2 separate regions of the Homo sapiens genome follow, and region 2 is linked to region 1. Evidence: chromatin contacts called from ENCODE Hi-C data. All regions are on one chromosome and are shown on one strand. Each heading gives the region's core, a stretch centred on a gene start or an enhancer-like site at or near the end of the contact. The rest is flanking DNA. Distances are from core to core; before and after follow the strand shown. Region 1 overlaps SMG7 (SMG7 nonsense mediated mRNA decay factor). Region 2 overlaps RGL1 (ral guanine nucleotide dissociation stimulator like 1).

Region 1 (6,249 bases), core at 3,679-6,178:
GGAAAAAGAAAACAAGAGTGTAACCACATCCTTTGACAGGTGACGGTGAACAAAAATTAGGTTGGAAAAAGAAACAGTGTTTTTTGTTTTTTGTTTTAAACTCTATTGCCCAGACTGGAGTGCAGTGGTACAATCATGCCTTACTGCAGCCTCAACCTCCTAGGCTCCTTCTTTAGCCACCCAAGTAGCTGCAACTAGAGGCACGTGCCACCACAGATGGCTAATTTTTGTATCTGCAGTAGAGACAGAGTTTTGTCATGTTGCCCAGGCTGATCTTGAACTCCTAGGCTCAAGATCTTCCCGCCTCGGCCTCCCAAAGTGCTGGGATTACAGGTATGAGCCACTGCACTCAGCTGAAACAGTGCTTTATAAAATGCAAAGCTCCATATAATTTTAGATTAGGGAGAAATAAAGTTCAACTTTCTAACTTGGAACAGGTAGATAACATGAAAGATGGACAAGTTAATTAACTAGCAACAATATTCAAGATACTGTCTGATTTAACTAAATAAAATATTCTATAAATTATTGTGGTACAAATAGTACATTCTCTACTTCCAGGTGCTCTCTGAAACTGAAAAACAAAAGATACTCAAAAGTCAAACTTGATATTCTCACAAGAGCCATTATTTAGCCCATACTTCCAGATGACAATTTAATTATCTAGACAGTTCTTTTTCTTGATTATTTTCCTGAGCAAAGAAATGGGTGCTGTATAATAATAAAATAATTTTGGCCAGGTGCAGTGGCTCACGCCTGTAATCCCAGCACTTTGGGAGGCCGAGGCAGGTGGGATCATGAGGTCAGGAGTTCTAGACCAGCCTGGCCAAGATGGTGAAACCTCCCTCTCTACTAAAAAGACAAAAATTAGCCGGGCACGGTGGCGGGCGCCTATAATCCCAGCTACTCCAGAGGCTGAGGCAGGAGAATCGCATGAACCGGGGAGGCAGAGGTTGCAGTGAGCCAAGATCGCGCCACTGCACTCCAGCCTGGGCCACAGAACAAGACTCCATCGCAAAATAAATAAATAAATAAAATAAAAAATAATTTAACAAATTAAACCAGATGCAGATTATATAAAACCTGTGATACATTATTAACTGCCCCCAATGAATCACACACCTCTTGGCATTTGCACCCCTGGAACTCCTACCAATCCTGGGTTTGGTCATGTGACTTACTTTGGCCAACTGGACTTCAGTAAATGTGACACTGAGACTTTGTAAGCACTGGCACATTTGGGCTTGCCCTTTTGGAACACCATCAAAACACTATGAAGCTGAGGATGACAGACCACTTGGGAAGAGAGACCCAGTTTTCTTAGCTATCACAGCCATTCCAGTTGAGGGCCCAGACATTTGAGCGAAGTTGTTCTGGACTATGCAGGTCAGACTTAACTTGATCTAGATAGTCTGAGATATGAGAAACCACCAAGCAAAATTTTTGGACATTTTAAGCAAAGGTATGACATGAATGTAATTAACTGGTAGTTTCTTAAAGAGTTTTGTTAAAGGGGTCAGAGGAAAGTGGGAGTACAGATATCATTTGGGAGTCATCAGCATACAGATATTCGTTAAAGCCCATAAGACGGGATGACATTACCAAGGGAGTGTTAAGAGTAACAAGTCTGAGAAACTCCAATATTTAAGGGCTAGACTAAGCCTGTCCAATCCATGGCCCACAGACCACATGCAGCCCAGGACGGCTTTAACTGCGGCCCAACACAAATTCACAAACTTTCTTAAAACATTCTAAGATTTTTTTTGCAATTTTTAAAAGCTCATCAGCTATCATTAGTGTTAGCATATTTTATGTGTGGCCCAAGACAATTCTTCTTTTTCCAATGTAACCCAGGGAAGCCAAAACACTGGACACTCCTGGCTAGACTGAGAAGGAAACAAATAGTAAACAGATTGAGAACAAGTGGCCAGAGAAGTAGGAGGTAAATTTGTCAAACGAAGTGTCCCAGAAGCCAAATAAAGAAAAAGCTTCAAGAAAAGAGGGCAGAATCAATAAATGCTCCTGAAAAATAAAGTAAAATGAGGCCTGAGAACTAATCACTGGATTTAGTAATGTGGAAGTCACTGAGGATCTTGTTATAAGAGGATAGGAACTGAGGTTAAAATTGAATTTAGACAATAGTCTGGGAAAAGAAAGAGGCAGTAGCTACAGAGAGATGTAAAGGTCAAAAGCGTTTTTAAGATGGAATACATAACATGTTTTTTAATAGGATGGGATAAACAACAACATAGAAAAGATCCAATAGAGAAACATAATGGGTAAATACAGTCTCATGAGGGCCATAGGGACTTGTTTAACTATTGCATATATTTAAAAGGAAAAAAAGTCCCTGAATGAAAGAATAAAAAGTTAATATATAAAGAAGGAAAGATAACTAATAATTATTGGGGATCTACTAAATGACAAGTGAAGAACATAAGCCATCCTGGGTTTAGTTTTCATGACAACCTGAGATTATAACCATTTTTCCAATTTTATGATTAAAGAAACTCCTAGAGATTTTAGGAAACTTGCCCAATGCCACAAAGATGGTAAGTGCTAGGACTGGAATTCAAATCCAGGCACAGTATCAGAATTCTGGAGCCTAAACTTTTTTTGCTCATTATTTTACAATGCATGACAGGCCTCAATTTTCAACAGTTCATATATTAAAAGCTAAAGTGTAAATATCTCATTGCTTATGATTTATTCAGTTTGCCTTTTTTTTTTTTCCATTGAGAAAAGGTCTTGCTCGTCACCTAGGCTGGAGCACAGTGGCACAATCTGGGCTCATTGCAACCTCTGCCTCCTGGGTTCAAGCGATTCTCTTGTCTTAGCCTCCCGAGTAGGTGGGATTACAGGCACGCACCACCACACTCGGCTAATTTTTGTATTTTTAGTAGAGATGGGTTTCCCCATGTTGTCCAGGCTAGTCTCGAACTCCTGACCTCATGATCCGCCCGACTCGGCCTCCCAAAGTGCTGGGATTAGGGGCGTGAGCCACCTCGCTTGGCCCAGTTTGCCTTTTTGAACAGCATAAGACACACCCACATCCTACTTCCCTTGAATCTGATAAAGAACTCTTCAAGAAATCCTCCTGGTTTTAGCTTCTAGCGTAAGTTCTTTCCCAGGAGTTCTCTCTAGTTGTTTTCCTCACTCTCTCTTCCTCCTCAACATAATGTAAAACAAAAATCCTAATTTTAGAAATTTTTTATTAATGAGAATTACCAGATAACACAGGTTTACCGTATTTTCTCACATGAATTATACATGAGAAATGAACATACAGACTTCAATGGCAATTGCAGGATCCAAATTTGATGAAAATTATAAGCCTATAAATCTAAGAAGCTCAACTACAAGCATTTAAACACAAAAGAAAACCACACAAAGGCATTTTAATCAAATCGCTGAAAAACAATGATAAAAGGAGAGAAAAAAATATATATATATTACCTAAGAAGGATTAAAATAAGAGGCTGGGCACGGTGGCTCACGCCTGTAATCCCAGCACTTTGAGAGGCCGAGGTGGATGGATCATGAGGTCAGGAGTTGGAGACCAGCCTGGCCAACATAGTGAAACCCTGTCTCTACTAAAAACACCAAAATTAGCTGGGCATGGTGGCGTGTGTCTGTAGTCCCAGCTGCTCGGGAGGCTGAGGCAGGAGAATCGCTTGAACCCGGGAGGCAAGGTTGTGGTGAGCCGAGATTGCACCACTGCACTCCAGCCTGGGCAACAGAGCGAGACACCCAAGGTTGTGGTGAGCCGAGATTGCACCACTGCACTCCAGCCTGGGCAACAGAGCGAGACACCATCTCAAAAAAAAAAAAAAAAAAAAAAAAAAAAGAACAAGGGCTAGCTAAGTTCTTATCAGAAAAAAGACAAGCCAGAAGATAATAGAATAACATCTTTAAAATACTAGGGAAAAAATGCCAATCTATAATTTTATACCCAGCAAAAATATTCTTTAAAACCAAAGGTGAAAAAAATACGTTTTTTTTTTTAGAAACATAAGAGCTGAGGAAATTTGATGCCAAGAGATCAATACCATAAGGAATATTAAAAAGGAAACTCTTTGGGCTGGAAGAAAATGATACCAGATGGAAGCCTTGAACTAAACAAAGAGATGACGAGTGCCAGAAATAGTAAATATATGAGTAAATATAAAATAACTTTTTTCTCTTTGTTTTAAAACTTATTTAAAAGTCAATTTATTGTTTTAAGAAAAAAAAAACAAAAACCAAAAAAGTCCCCTAAATTTTGAAACTTAAAACAAATATAGAAGCTGTTTGACAATAGTAGTACAAACAAAAGGAAAGGAAAATGAAAGTACTATATTGTTGTAACATTTTATATTATACATAAAATTATATAATATAAAGGTGCATAATATAAATACTAGAGCAATTTAAAAAAGAGTAAGACAGTTCATAAAACAATAGAAGACATTAGGCAGGCATGGTGGCGTATGCCTGTAGTCCCAGCTGCTCAGGAGGCTGAGGTGGGAGGATTGCTTGAGCCCAGGTGATTGAGACTGCAGTGAGCCATGATGGTGTCACTGCACTGCAGCCTGGGCAACAGAGCAAGACCCTGTTTCAAACAAGCAAAAAAGAAAATACAAAAACAGAAACAGGGAATAGAGAAATAGATAAATCTATAATTATTTGGAGATTCCAAAACTCTCTCAATAACTAACAAAAAGTAGGCAGAAAACCAGTAAAGTGGCCGGGTGCTATGACTCACGCCTGTAATCCTAGCACTCTGGGAGGCCAGGGCGGGCAGATCACCTGAGGTCAGGCATTCGAGAACAGCCTGGCCAACAGCGAAACCCCGTCTCTACTCAAAATACAAAAATTAGCCAGGTGTGGTGGCGTGTGCCTATAGTCCCAGGTACTTGGGAGGTTAAGGCACAAGAATCACTTGAACATGGGCGGCAGAGGTTGCAATCAGCCGAGATTGCGCCACTGCACTCCAGCCTGGGTGACAGAGCAAGACTCCGTCTCAATAAAAAACAAAAACAAAACAAACCAGTGAGGTTAGACCAACACTAAGGTTATAACCCAACAGATCCCACTGGCATTTAGAGAACATTTTACCCAACAAAAGAATACACCTTCTTTGTAAGTGCACATGGCACATTCACCAAGATAGAACATATGCTGAACCACAAAACAAATCTCAGAAATTTAAAAGAATTAAAGTCATAGAAGTACAAATTTAAAAATATATATATAAACAACTAGAATTAGTTGTCTAAGTTAAAGAATAAAGTTCTCTAATTCCTCAAATATTTGGAAATGAATCAAACATTTCTAAATAATCATAGGTTGCCGGGTGTAGTGGCTCACACCTGTAATCTCAACACTTTGGGAGGCTGAGGCCAGGGGATCGCTTGAGGCCAAGAGTTTGAGACCAACCTGGGCAATACAATAAGACCCTATCTTTATAAAAAAGTTTGTAAAAATTAGCCAGGAACAGTGGCAGTGCATTCCTGTAGTTCCAGCTACTCAGGAGGCTGAGGTGGGAGGATCACTTGAGCCTAAGAGTTTGAAGTCGCAGTGAATTATGATTGTACCACTGCACAATACCTAGGCAACAGAGCGAGATCGTGTCTCTAAAAACAAATAAAATAAAATAAATAATAAATAATCACAGGTCAAAGAATAAATCACAGGAGAAACTGGAAAATATTTTAAGCCAAATGAAAACGGAAACATATATAACGTGTCGGATGCAATAAAAGCAGTGCTTAGAGAGGTATTTATAGCTTTATATGCTTATGTTAAAATAGGTCTAAAAGCCTTGATCTAAGCATCTACCTAAGCATCTAAGAAGCTATAAAAAAAAGAACAGCATATTAAATCCAAATAAAGTAGAAGGAAGGAAATAGTGAAGAGCAGAAAACAAAGACACAGAAAATAAGTGAAAGACAAAAGCTGATTCTTCAGAAGGATTTATATAATTCTCCCCAAACTGAACTATAGTTATAACACAATTGCAATCAGAACCCAAGCAGATTGTTTTCGTTAGAAACTGGCAGGCTATTTTAAAATTTATCTGGAAATGCAAAAACCTAGAATAGCTAAAACAATTCCCAAAAAATAGAGAACTTAGATTACCTGATTTCAAAACTTACTAGAGAGTTGTGGTCATCAAGACAGTATAGTAGTCAAAGGAAAGACATGCAGAGAAATAGGACAGAACAGAGGTCAGAAACAGGCTCACCTATTTCTACATTTATGTATACG
Region 2 (6,796 bases), core at 1,110-3,609, 420 kb before region 1:
CAGTTTGATGAATCCTGAATATGATGCTTTTCCTGGATTGGCTACATTATGACAAAGTCACTTGAGGGTTCCAGGATTACCACTGTTGTTTTAACACCATGTGAAGCAACACACATGTCCCCTTGAAGAGCAGCAGATATAAACCAAGGGATGAAACCATTGCCAACATTCTACCTTACTGACCTAACCATAAGCTAAGGAGCCAGAAGTCACTATTGAGTAAGCTTGGTTAGCCAGAAACCTTCCCCAAATGGTGCAAATTCTAGTTATGTCATAGTTGACTTTCTGATCCAAACCCTTCAACCAACAGATTGAAGCAGATGTGTACAGAAGATTAACACTGATATTGGTGGGGTGCGGTGGCTCATCCCAGCACTTTGGGAGGCCGAAGTGGGTGGATCACCTGAGGTCAGGGGTGTGAGACCAACCTGGCCAACATGGTGAAACTCCATCTCTACTAAAAATACAAAAATTATGCGGGCATGGTGGCACATGCCTGTAATCCCAGCTACTCGGGAGGCTGAGGCAGGAGAATCCCCTGAACCCAGAAGACAGAGGTTGTAGTGAGCCAAGATCGTACCACTGCATTCCAGCCTGGGCAACAGAGTAGTGAGACTTCATCTCAAAAAAAAAAAAAAAAAAAAAAAAAAAAGAAGACTGGTCTTAATTAAGATCTTAAGATTAAGATATTTTGGTTTTTAAATTTTTATTTATGCAGTCACAGAAAATAGAAACTCGACGGAAATTCTTTTATCACCTCTCATCAGTTTCCTTTTTTCCAACATGGGAGAATGTATCCTTGTTACCAATCCCTCATCTTCCCCTGCAGCTGTGCCCTTTGCACTGTGATTTCAGAGTTCCTCCCACTAAAACTGGAGCCTATTTCTCTGCTTCATTTACTTATGTGGAATGTGGCCACATGATTACTTTAGCCAATAGAATGTTGGTTGATACGACTCAAGTAAAGGCTTGACATATGCTTGCGAGTGGGCTTGCCCTCTTGCTTGTCCGTCTTAGCATGCTAAGGGCATGCCCTGGGTAGCCCGTTACTCCAACAATAATGAGAGGCAAGTGGAACAGACCTGGACCAAATCTGTGGCCTAGTGTCAAGCCCAACCTAGATCAGCCAACCAGCAGATACATAAGAGAGATAAATAGTGGTTGTTTTAAGTCACTGACTTTTGGAGTGGCATGCAATGCAACATTATTGTGATAAATGCTTGGCTAAGACAAAACATGGCACCAAGAACCTGACACATCTCCATCTCTGACTTTTTGCTCTTTCTAAGAAGTCCTACTTCCCCTAAATAACTCCAGTGCCTTAAGAGGTGGGTATAGAACAATATTTCAAAGGCCAAATGAATAAACGAAACTGCTTAGTGCTTTTACACCTGTTTCTATTAGTAGTATGTCCCCAAATTGAACTCTTCTTTTGATGCCTGTTCAAAACATGACTTTCAAAATACTATAGAGTGATCCACTTAAAAACAGACATTCCTTGCTGTGGTGTGGCAAAGAGCATGTAGGTGCCTGCATTAGGAATTATGAGAAGGGTTGAGTATATACCTTTTTTTGAGGCTCATCAGGGGTGTCCATGGGAGTAATGGAGCCCTCCTCAGCCTCTGAGTGGTTCGACTCGCAGGATGACACGCTGACAGAGTCCATGCTTTCACCAGAGCTCCCGCTGGCAGTGGACTTGGGCTGCTCTTTGGTGGGAGTGGGACTGGTGATCATGTCAGACCCTAGAAACAGTCTGGAAAAAAACAGAATGCCAAGCATTTGGGCTGTTACAAATCTGGAATCCATGATTAGGCAAATATTTTGTGTTGATTAAGCCCTTGATGTTTTTTCAGTCTTGTGTGTTCTGTCATTATTATTTTAGGAGGACATTCGCTATAAAGTTTCTAACAAATAGTAGTAAACATCTTGTCCCAAAAGAGTATTTCCAACTTCAAAGAACACATAGATTATTCAGTACTAATCTGAAGTCTTTCTAGGTCAATGGTCCTCTACATTTTAACAGTCTATGGACCACCTTGGCAGGATCAAGATACCATCAGCATACCCCCATCACTTCCTACCATAAAATGATCTTCACAGGCAAAGAAGGGATGGCACTGCTTTGGGTAAGAAACCAAGGAGGAAGACTTCTATTTCCAACAATCTGTGAACTACAGTATCCTAAATGCTTCCTCTATAAAACAGCTAGATAAGAAATATTAAAAACTCTTTTTAGTTGAGCTTGCAAGATAGGAAGGGAAATCCCTACAGGCCTTAAGTGAAAAAGGAACTGAAAACCAGAAGCACGCGAGCTAGTTCTGCAGCTGCTCTGGTGGGGGAGTGGGAGGCCCCAATCTTGGCAAAATAGTGATATGGGTTTTAATGCACACCCAGGGCCCAAAGATGAGGGTTTCTGTTTATGAATGGTGAGGAGTTAGAACCAAAACTATATACAGCCAGGGCCCACAAAGGGCTATACCCTTACTAAAAAGATAGGCCAGAAAAATATCTTTCTACTAGCATAGGAAGACAACAGGGAGACTGTTCTTGCCTGAGCATGGAAAGAAGAAAAATGTCTCCTATGAAGTCATGTGTGAGCTGGGTCTGTGCCTCACTCCAATTTGCTATTTATGTGGTCTATGGGGTTAGAAACTCTCAACCGGTGACACCGCTAGTAAACTAGATTTTTTCTTAAAAAAAAAGAAAATCTTGCGGGAGGGATATACCTTCAGCCCAGGCTTCAGAGAATCCCCTGATAAAGATAAACTCGTGATACAAAATTACAAAATACACACAAGGAAATATTCCACTGAAAGAGAGAGCCAACAGGCATAACAAAAAGCAGGCTTAGACTCCTGAGAACTTCAAATTTGAGAACTGTCAGAACAAAACTAATAATGTGCTTATTCATCCAACAAATATCTGCATGTCTACTATAAGCCAAGCTGCAAAATAAGTATGTTAGGAAATATTAAAGACATAAAAGAAGAAATTGAAAACCGGAGCTCAGAGCAAGACATCCTAATAAAGGAAGAAGATAATTTGAAAAACATTTCACCTCTAAGTGAAAAAGGTGGTGACTTAAACTAAAACCTCAGTGGAAGGATTAAATAACTTGAAGAAAAAAATCATGAACTAGATGACAGATCTGAAGAAAATCCTCAAAAATCATCATCAAAAGATAAAGACATAGAAAGAACAGTGAAAAGATATGGAGAAAGCAGTAAGAAAGCCCCAGGTATGTGTAGGAGGAGTTCCAGAAGACATGGAGAGGATGGAAGAAGGCCCATATCAGAAGAGATGGTGGCTGAGAGGATTCCAGAACTGGTGAACCATAGGAATCCTCCCATCCAAGAGCCATGTCCTGAATAGGGTAAGACTAAACTCCCACTTAAACTGGTATATCAAAGACAAAAGAAATTCTTAAAATCAACAGGGGGCCAGGCACAGTGGCTCTCAAAGTGCTTCCAGCACTTTGGGAGGCCGAGGCAGGCTGACTGCCTGAGTTCAGGAGTTCAAGACCACTCCAGGCAACGTGGTGAAGCCCCATCTCTACCAAAATACAAAAAAATTACCCAGGTGTGGTGGCATGTGCCTGTAATCCCAGCTACTTGGGAAGCTGAAGCACAAGAATTGCATGAACCCAGGAGGCAGAGGTTACAGTGAGCCAAGATCACTCCAGCCTAAGCGACAGAGCAAAACTCTTTTGAAAGAAAGAGAGCGAGTGAGGAAGGAAGGAAGGAAGGAAAGAAGAAAGAAAAGCAACAGGAGTGGGAACATAAAACAGAGGAATAGTAATTAAGCAGATACCACACATCTCAAAAGTAACCATGGAAGTCAAAAGACACTGAATAATATCGTCAAAGTGCTGAGTGAAAGTAACAGTCAGTATTGAATTCTATACCCGTCTAATATAATTCTAAGAAGGAGGGCAAAATAAAGACTTTCTCAGACTAAGACTGAGAAGGTTTACCGTTAACAGATTTACACCACAAGTAGTGGTAAAAGGAGGGCGGGAGTCAGATTAAGAAGGAACGGCATGCAAGGCAACTAGCACGTGGGCTGAACCTAAACAAGTACTGACTATAAAATAACAACAATAATAGAAACAATGAAGGTGAACTTGATTTTTTATTAAATATTTTCGGAATTATATGCTTGAATTCCAAGAGCTCAAGCATATTTTTGCTCTGCCTTATCTCTACCCTGCTATCTCCAGCCCCATTTTCCCTGTCTTCCTTTTATGACCCTTCAAGCATTACAGGAGCATTACAGGGACTATAGGGGTATGAGCTAAACTCTGATCACAGAAGCAAAAATAATGCCCTTTCTTACTGCTTCATAAATTACAAAGGTAGATCTTGAAAGGATGTCAACTAGTGGTCCTCCATCCATTATCTCAGAGTCTCTAGGGTTCTTCCATTTCTACAATTCAGTAAGGTCCTGCTTTGTCCTGCGTTGTGAAGGTTCATTCTGGCTCAGTAGTAGGCATCTCTAACTTTCAAACTAGGCCTAAGCACCCAAAGTTTTCTCCAACCTCTTTGGAATGATGAGCCATTGAATGTGGGAACAGCAAAAATGCATTTCCCAGATTTGTAAACATGCTAAGAAGATCATGAAATCTTTTGAAAAATAATGGTATGCAAACACCCTTGTATGTACAAGAAATAAGATGGGGGCATATGAACTGCTTTCATAATAGATGCCCAAACTCAACTGCAGATACCAAGGGTTATCCCAGCAAGATTTTACTAGTAAGAGATGTACTGAGTACCTACCACACTTTGTGAAGGGCATAGCACCCTCACAGTCCTGCCCTCTCTGGATTTCACAGTAAATGTTTTCATAGGACTGACCACTTGTCTGTGTCAGTGAAGACAGAGGATCCAGGGGTATTAGAACTCCCACCACAAAACATATAGATCCCGGGCTTGGAGAGGAGTACAGAGAAGCAGTAGCATAGAAATGAGGATGGGGAGAAGGCAGGAGGATAGAGGTAGCAGGACGCAGGATTAGGCCTGCCTGCATTGAGAATTTTTGTTTTTTTCCTTAAGAACCTCTGACTGCCATAGTGGGTCCAGAAGCTCCCAATTCCTTCTGCTGCCTCAGTGAGCAGAGTGGACACCCAGGATCCCCTGCATGTCTGGACTCCTCTATCAGGGAGCTGATTCCCTGTGCACATGCCAGTCTTACCAGCTGACAAGGCTTGGTCAGGCCCCTCAGATTATCTCAGTAGTTCATTCCCCCATATCTGCAAAGATGAAAAGACAGCAAGATACTATGAAAAATTCTCCTCAAGAGCTGACTCCAAAAGCTCATAAATCTAGAGTTCCGCAGGGCCAGGACAGTCATCTGAACAAAGAGAGGGTGAGCAAAACACAGGATGATCTTCCAGATGCTTTCTACTAAAGCGCATGTTCCAACCCACCCACAATGCCTCATACCACCCATATCACCTGATGGCAGATAGCAGCCTGCGTGGCCGCTGATGGTGGGAGACCTTGCTATCCACATCCAGCAGAGGTCTTTATGTTACACCGGGGACATGGCAACACTCAAGGTCATGTGCCATCCCTGCCTGTGTCTCAATGTGACTCACTGAAGTAGGTGGAGAGACAGTGCTGGGAAATATCAAATGCCCATAAAGACAGTCAGAATCCTGATCCCCCCAAATCCTCAAAAAGATATTAACTGATTCATTTCATTAAAAATAATGGTGGTTTTTCAGGCACATATTGAGAGCTAGGTACTGCATATATATATGTATGTGTATATATATATGTGTGTATAAATATATATATATATTTGTTGTTGTTGTTTTGTTTTGTTTTGTTCTTAGAGACAGGGTCTCGCCCTGTCATCCAGGCTAGAGTGCAGTGGCACAAAAATAGCTCACTGTAACACTGAACTCCTGGGCTCAGGCAACCCTCCCACCTCAGCCTCCCAAGTAGCTGGGACTACATGCGTGCACCACCATGCCCAGCTAATATTTTAAGTGATATTTTTTTGTAGAGACAGGATCTCACTACATTGTCCAGGCTGGTCTCAAACTCCTGGCCTCAGGCAATACAACTGCGAGCATGATAGACAAGGTTCCTGTTCTCAGGTTGCTTACATTCCACTGGAGGAAGCAGCTAGTATGAATGAGAATGAGGGGTGGACAGCAACATTAGAAAGGGTTCTCTCTTGGCACATAACATTTTTGCTAATATTTGAAGGAGCCAGTCATGAAGAAAGAGCATTTCAGGCCAGGCACAGCCAGTGCAAACGTCTTCAACACTGGTGAACAGAGGGCAATGTTGTAAGAGAGGGAAGTCTGCAGGTTAAGTCATGTAAGGCCTAGTAAACCAGGATACAGAGTTTGGGTTTTATTTTAAAATAAAAGCTATAGGGGTTTTTATACAGGAAGCAACATAATCTGGTGTACATTTTAAAAGACAACCTAGCTATTTAGTGGAGAATGAATGGTTGGGTAAGGGGCAGCCAGAAGACAGTGAAGATGTTACTGGAGTGATTCAGGCAGGAGAGAATGGTGATTCACAACAGAGAGGGGAGTGGAGAAGAATGGACTCAGCAAATGCTTTGAGTTCATGACAGAAGGATAAACGGCTTAACAAATGAGCGGAGTGCTCTTCACTTTCACCCTGGCTCAAGGTCATCCTGTTGAATACATCTCCTCTCACGACTCTGATGGCACCCTCTTGGAGCCCCAGAACCCCCAGGGGACACTCACAGGCTGAGTCTCTTCACCATGCTCTTCCGAGGCTTGGGCGAGGTGGTGCTGGCGTCAGCAGCT

What was found. A loop is a pair of places that touch in the nucleus more often than their neighbours do. Pooled maps may share reads with other maps.
Region 2: a loop to region 1 is called in a pooled map, with 2.7 times the contacts of the local background. The contact joins two enhancer-like sites. A Hi-C loop is called at or near these places in 2 of 37 single-sample maps with no recorded cell type and 3 of 50 pooled maps.

The regions. Positions count from the first base shown.
Region 1 is chr1:183,492,355-183,498,603 of GRCh38, reverse strand. All of the region lies in intron 1 of SMG7 (SMG7 nonsense mediated mRNA decay factor), which reads right to left. Among named protein-coding and RNA genes, the nearest start is that of SMG7, 23 kb to the right of the region's middle. Within about 2 kb of position 4,928, at least 3 of the 41 ENCODE cell types and tissues checked have a DNase peak (open chromatin) inside an H3K27ac peak, as active enhancers do.
Region 2 is chr1:183,907,039-183,913,834 of GRCh38, reverse strand. RGL1 (ral guanine nucleotide dissociation stimulator like 1) reads right to left here. Exons shown (of 18, transcript NM_001297671.3): 14 at 6,734-6,796; 15 at 1,567-1,753. Among named protein-coding and RNA genes, the nearest start is that of RGL1, 110 kb to the right of the region's middle. RefSeq lists enhancers at 1,488-1,657, 2,134-2,223. Within about 2 kb of position 2,359, at least 4 of the 41 ENCODE cell types and tissues checked have a DNase peak (open chromatin) inside an H3K27ac peak, as active enhancers do.